Linked DNA regions of Mus musculus: region 2 is linked to region 1. Evidence: chromatin contacts called from ENCODE POLR2A ChIA-PET data. All regions are on one chromosome and are shown on one strand. The core of a region is the stretch at or near the end of the contact, and the rest is flanking DNA. Distances in the headings are between cores, read along the strand shown.

Region 1 (3,164 bases), core at 464-2,963:
TCTGATGCAGCGGGCACCTTTAATCCCACCACTTGGGAGACAGACACAGGTGGAGCTGTTTGAGGCTAGCCTGATCTACAGAACTAGTTCCAGGACAACCAGGGCTACACAGAGAAACCCTGTTTGTGTGTTTGTTTGAGAGAGAGCGCACACACACAACATCTTTTCAGGTGGAAAATGGGAGGCCAGCCTCTCTCAAGACCAGCTTTGATTTACAGAAAATCATGATCCCTCTAAGGAGGGCCAACCTCCTCCCCCACTCTTGCCTCCAAGGCCTCCTTACCTGACCTTTGTTCATAATATGCCATACCTGCCTCACACTGAAGTTATCTTATCTCCTGGGTGAACTGTGAACACCCTAGGGCAGCTGGGGCGTGGGGGGCACCGTGCCCACTAGAAAAAGATTGTTGATACAAAGAGAACCAGACTTTGCCACCCTAGATAGCCACTTCCTCCAAGCCCCTCAGGTACTTCCTAACCCAGAGCTACTAAAGGGTCCCATGATGATCACCAAAAAGAGTCTCAGGGCCGGCTTTGTAGGAGACAGTCTCCATTTCTTCAGCTAAGCAGGGCCTCTCCCATAGGTGTGTTCATACCAAACCTCTCTCCGGTACTCCAACCACGGGATGAAAGTCTCACTTAGTAGTCAGCTCTGCCCCTATAGCCCGAAGTCATTCTGGTAACATAAGCTGGGCTTCCTTCAGGCCCTCCTACTTGCTGGAAGAGGGGTGAATAAGCCATGCAGCCTGTTAGTACTAGAAAGCTTCCTGTACTGTCCTCTGCCCCGAGCAAACGCCCATACCCATCGCCTCAAACAGGCGTGTGTCCTCTGGAGCCTCTAGCAGCCTTCTCTACCCACAGGACACCCCTCGTAGTTTTTGCAAAGGTAACTCTTCATCATAACCCTCCCTGGAAAACATCAGCCTCCTTCCACTGAAGAAAGCCCATTCATCTCCACCCCCCACCCCCCCGGGGCTCACATTTCCTGCTACCCACTCCTCAGAAAGGACCTCAAGGGACTCTGCCTCAAGGTGTGCTTACTTTCCTAAGCAATATGGAAAGGGGGCTGCTGCCCACTCCTCTACCCAGACTCCCTGGTCGGCTACACGACCACACCTGGGTGACCTTGGCAAGTGACCCTCTCCCCAAAGCCCGTGTCCCAGTACAGCCCCAGGGGAGCCCCGGCCGCGTAACTCGCAAAGCTGTGGCCAACTTTTAAGAACTAGGAGCGTCACTGGAGAGGTCAGATGTAAGGGGATCAGGCACTCCGCTACCTCAGATCCCAGTAGCCGTCGCCCACGCTGGTCCGCCCGTCTTTGTCCCGGGTATGGGCTGGAGCCGGAGCCGGAGCCGGCGCGTCACCCCCGGCGCCCAAGTCGGGGCTCACAGCCGCGTCTCGCACCTCGTCCTCTTCTACCTTGGGCCCACTACCACCCTGGACGGAAACCCGCGAGCCGGTCCTCCGACGCCGAGAGCTTCCCGCGCCTCCGCGGTCGCCCATGGCTTCGGCCCGCACCTCGTCGCGGCCCAGTCGTGCTCCGCCGGCTCTCAGCGCTTGGAGCCCGCGGCCCCGCCTCTGGACCCTGAGCAACGGCCTCCGCCGCCGCCCCCTGCCGGCCTCCGTAGCCGGCGCAGCGCACGACTACCTCTGCGACGCTGAGGCTGCGATGCTGCGGAGCAGCTGACTGGCTGTGGCGTCAACTGGAGAGTCCATTTGTAGTCCGAGGCCGAGCGGAGGCGGAGCCTAATCGAAGACGCGGAGCACGCTGGGAGTCGCGGGAGCAGAGCGCGGAGCCTCCTGGGAGTTGAAGGCACCGGGAGCTGGTGACGTATAGCACTCTGGGAATTGCAGTCACAGGCTGGCAGAAGCAACTAGTGTGCAGCTTGGCTGTGAACTTCGGTGGAAGAGGTCCGAGGTGCTGTCTCACTGCGAGGAGCAAGCGGGAGGAGAACTGCCCCGGCTCCTGGCTCCCTGGCAGCTACGCACTTCCTCTGACCTCTTGCTTGCCTCTTGTCCCACTTATGTAAAAACATCCTTTCGTCATCCCCAGCAGCGGTTTGAGTGTAGGTCATTTATGAAACTGCGCTGACGTCTTGCGGTTCCAAATCCATTTTTGAGCGCACAACCGACAGACTTATCTGCTCTGGCAGCATCGTTCTCCGAAAGATCCCTAGCTGCTAGGCAGGAACCAGTTTAAATGTACCTTGGAGCACATAGCCTGTCAAAGGATCAAACTGGAGAAATACCCAGCTTCGCATTACAGCAAATGTGTGCAACTGCCCAGTTAGTTAAAAGAAGCAACTCACCAGTCACCATGGCCTCTTCCTCTACCGCCCCACAGTGCTGTCGAGGGCCCGACAAGCAACGTGCCTGATTTAGACACCGCCGTGCATACATTCTAGACCTGAGGAAGCACCTAATTTCCTTCAGAAACACTATAAAGGACCAAGGAGAATAGTGGCTTTCTCTTCTGGGGAATAGCAGGCCTAAGAAGCACCTCTATAGGACAAGGTTGGTAGCCTCTCCTACAGGATGCTACTAGTCTTCCTATTAAGCTCCCTCCACTTCTGTAGTATCCACTGACTCCTTCCCTCAGGTCACACTTTCTTCACGACACATCTCATGATGAGCAATCTGGGCTGCCCTGCCGGTGGTGTCTTTGTACATATGCAGAGAAAAGCGAACCCAGGCTTGGACTTTTGTGGATCAGAGCCAACCTGGTCAGTGTCTCCGAGCATTCCTTTGTTGCTGGCCCAGTCTTTCATCTGGTCCTTGGCAAGGCAAGGGCTAGGTCTTTGTGAATAGTGACCCCAAAAGGAGGCAGAGTGAAAGAAAAAGTCTCTTTGGGAGCCTGAAGTGAAGGTAAGTCGTGTGAGCTCTGCCATGCCTTTCCCGCTCCTTCCTCTGTTAAGTGAATACGAGGCTTCCACATTCTCCTGGGCTAGCACGTTGGCTACACCAGCTTCCAGTTTGAAACCAAAAACTAAAAGTGGAAGGTTGAGGCCTAGGCTGCCACTAAAGCCAGAGATGAATCCACACCATCCAAGAGAATGAAAGTCCTCCTTGGAGACAGCTATTCATTGACATTCAGCCTTACAGCTGTCAGCCTCCAAGAGGCCATGGGAGTGAAGAGACCAGAGGATGACCAGAGCCATCAGGAAGG
Region 2 (2,848 bases), core at 315-2,814, 150 kb after region 1:
TTTGTGAAAGTAAGAATATTCACCTGTAGCCGGGCATGGTGGCACACACCTTTGATCCCAGCACTCAGGGGGCAGAGGCAGGCGGATTTCTGAGTTCGAGGCCACCCTGGTCTACAAAGTGAGTTCCAGGACAGCCAGGGCTATACAGAGAAACCCTGTCTCGAAAAACCAAAAAAAAAAAAAAAAAAAAAAGAATATTCACCTGTACAGAGCTCACCGCTGCATGCAGGGACACCCCTGCCAATACCAGGTGGGACAGGACAGTGCTCCATTCAGTCCTGGGTTTGGAAACCATGACACGTTGAATAGTAGTGAGTTTGAGGAGATAGGAAATGAATCTTCAAATTAGGAGAGAAGTACACACAGAGGCTGGCGATCTGGAGTCCTTAGTGGAGCTCTTCAGGAACCTCGAGTTCCAGAGACCTTTGAGTAGACATTAGAAGAGATTCAGTTCCAAACTTTTTGGAGCCCTGAGGTCACTGGACTCACCTGCAAGGAAGAAGGACTAATTTCCTGGGGAAGGGGAATGGGATTGGAATCTTGGCGCCCAAGCGTGGTATCAGCCCAGGGACTCAAAACGGCAAGAGGAGCTGTCTCTTGCTGTGGTCTGGGCACGGTCCTAGTTATGGCCTTCCATGCCTGAGAATGATAGAAGGGAAGAAGCAGCAGCGGAGCACAGGCAGCGCACAACACCTGGAGACGCGGAGCTGAAGGCCCGAACCCGCCCACAACAGTCTGCCCCGCCTCCTAGCCCGCCCTCCCGAGGCGCGGATTGGAGCAGCCGGCTTACATCCACTAACGAGAGGAGCTCCGGCTAGAGCGGCGGGGCGGGGCCTGTGGAGGGCTGCGGAGGCTCTAGAGGGGTGGGGCTGGGAGCGCGGAGGTGGCGACCAGAGGTTCAGTACTAGTTTGTGGTTTAGATAGTCTCTTTACATTACCCTGGCTGTCCTGGAACTTCCTGTATAGACCAGGCTGGCCTCAGACTCACTGAGATTTGCCTGTCTCTGCCTTCTGAGCGTTGGGATTAAAGGCATGCGTCACAGCCCATGATCTTCGGCACGGGTTTGCTGGAGCACTGGCATTGCGAAGCGCCCCGGGTCTGAGCCGGGAGATGTAGGTGGGGCTTCGGGGCAGCAGGCGTGGACTGAGAAAAGAGGCGGCACTTCGAGGGGTCTAGGCGGAGCTGTGAGAAGGGCCGGGGTGGGGCTTCCAAGGGTTATTGCTTAGCTGTGGGAGGGGCGAGGTTATGACCGAAGGGGAGGTCTGGGCCGGGCTGGGTCCGGCTCCCGGGGAGGGGTGGAGTCTGGGCGGGGCTATCGAGGGAGAAGAGGTTGTACACCTGAGAGCTGAAGGCTCGGTTCCCTTGCGCGTTTCTTGGTGGGGGTCTTGATGCGGGATTCCCAAAAGAGACTAGACAGCGGCTAGAGGTCTTTGCGAAAGAGGGACTAAAAACCGCTTGATAGGGCCTTAAGTACAAGTTTTGCAGCTCTTCGCAGTCGCCCCTCAGTGAGGGCCCTCCGCCCGTGGAAGATCGTCCGTGGGGGCGACCGCCGCGAGCATGCGCATGGGCACTGCGGCGGGCGGGTGCAGAGACCTGGTGCGGGGACGCGGGGCGGCGCGAAGAGGTGCTCTCTGCCGCCCCGCGCCCCCATGTACGCCTTTTACTCTCTGCTCATCTACATCTTCTACAGTCTTTTCCGCAGGGATGGCGGGGCTGCGGCGGTCTCGGACCCCGGGGATCCCACCCAGGTGAGCGGAGTGGGCCTGCATCACGGTTGGTTACCACCATCATTCTGAGATTTGGTCGTGGCTGACCTGTGCAGCTTAAATCCTTAGGTACCTGCTCTGGGAAATAGGGCTGTTCAGAGACCAGTATGGTCTCTGTTGTGGGGTCAAAGATCTCAGCCCCAACCCCTTGGCCCATTTCAGAAGCGAAAGGGTCGCACATACTGCCAGTACCCTCACTTGCACCTCATGCTCTCTTCCCAGAAAAGCGGCGGCCAACCTAGGGGTCGTCGCCGTCCGGATCAATTCACATCAGAACTGTGGTCCGAGCTGAACAGCCTGGCCGGTAGGTGCATACTAGGAGCTGCTGGGGAAGGAAAGGTCCGGGGGATACCTGCAGTTGGTGTACTGTAACCTCACCGGGAGGGAGAAAGGCCTCTCCTCCATCTAGTAATGCAGAATGCTTTTTCCTTTCTCACTTGGCCTCCTCAAAGGCTGCTCAGAATCTGAGGATGGCCAGAAAGGAGCGGAGGGTGGAGCAGCTGAGGTGTCCCTGGAAGAGGCACTCATGCGTCTTGCTGAGTTCCTCTCCGTCCAGTTGGGGGCAGAAGAGAGCTGCGGGACGACTCCTGACCTGGGCAAGGTGAGCGATACCGTCGCCAGCAATTATTCCTTTCCCTAGCCTCTGTGGTCCTCTCACTCCCAACACCTCTGCTTTGGTTCTTACTTCCTTCACAGCCTGGTGAAGTCCCCCCACTGTTGACAGTAACAAGTCAGCTCTTGGCCCTACTGGCATGGACACGGAGCCCCCGGGGGAGGCAGGCCCTGCTCCAGGGGACTCAGCCAACCTGCCCCGTGCAGCCCTCCACTCTAGATGGTCTGTAAAGAGTATCACCATTAGTGGAAGGAGCAGGATCTATCAGAACTAGCTCTGCTCACTATGCCAGACATCTCCTCACTTGTAACTGGCCTCATCCCTCTCCAGGGTCTCTTTCACAAGAAGAAAGCTCCTCTCAGCCCACTCCCATCCTGGATGAGGTACCAAGGGATGAGACCCAGGAACATCAGCCTCTCCAATTGGAGGAGGAACAGAGAGTTTGGCAGCGGTTGGAACAGCTCATTC

What was found. ChIA-PET counts read pairs that join two places held with the same protein, here RNA polymerase II (POLR2A).
Region 2: POLR2A ChIA-PET joins it to region 1 with 15 read pairs in embryonic stem cell. The contact joins the promoter of Kifc2 here to the promoter of Dgat1 in region 1. POLR2A ChIA-PET finds 5 or more read pairs at or near these places in 3 of 5 experiments (Patski and embryonic stem cell).

Annotation. Positions count from the first base shown.
Region 1 is chr15:76,510,281-76,513,444 of GRCm38, forward strand. It overlaps Dgat1 (diacylglycerol O-acyltransferase 1), which reads right to left and starts at 1,714. Exons shown (of 17, transcript NM_010046.3): 1 at 1,275-1,714. The coding sequence starts at 1,501.
Region 2 is chr15:76,659,017-76,661,864 of GRCm38, forward strand. It overlaps Kifc2 (kinesin family member C2), which reads left to right and starts at 1,565. Exons shown (of 18, transcript NM_010630.3): 1 at 1,565-1,749; 2 at 1,990-2,071; 3 at 2,220-2,368; 4 at 2,464-2,602; 5 at 2,711-2,848. The coding sequence starts at 1,651. It also overlaps a transcript of Cyhr1 not described here.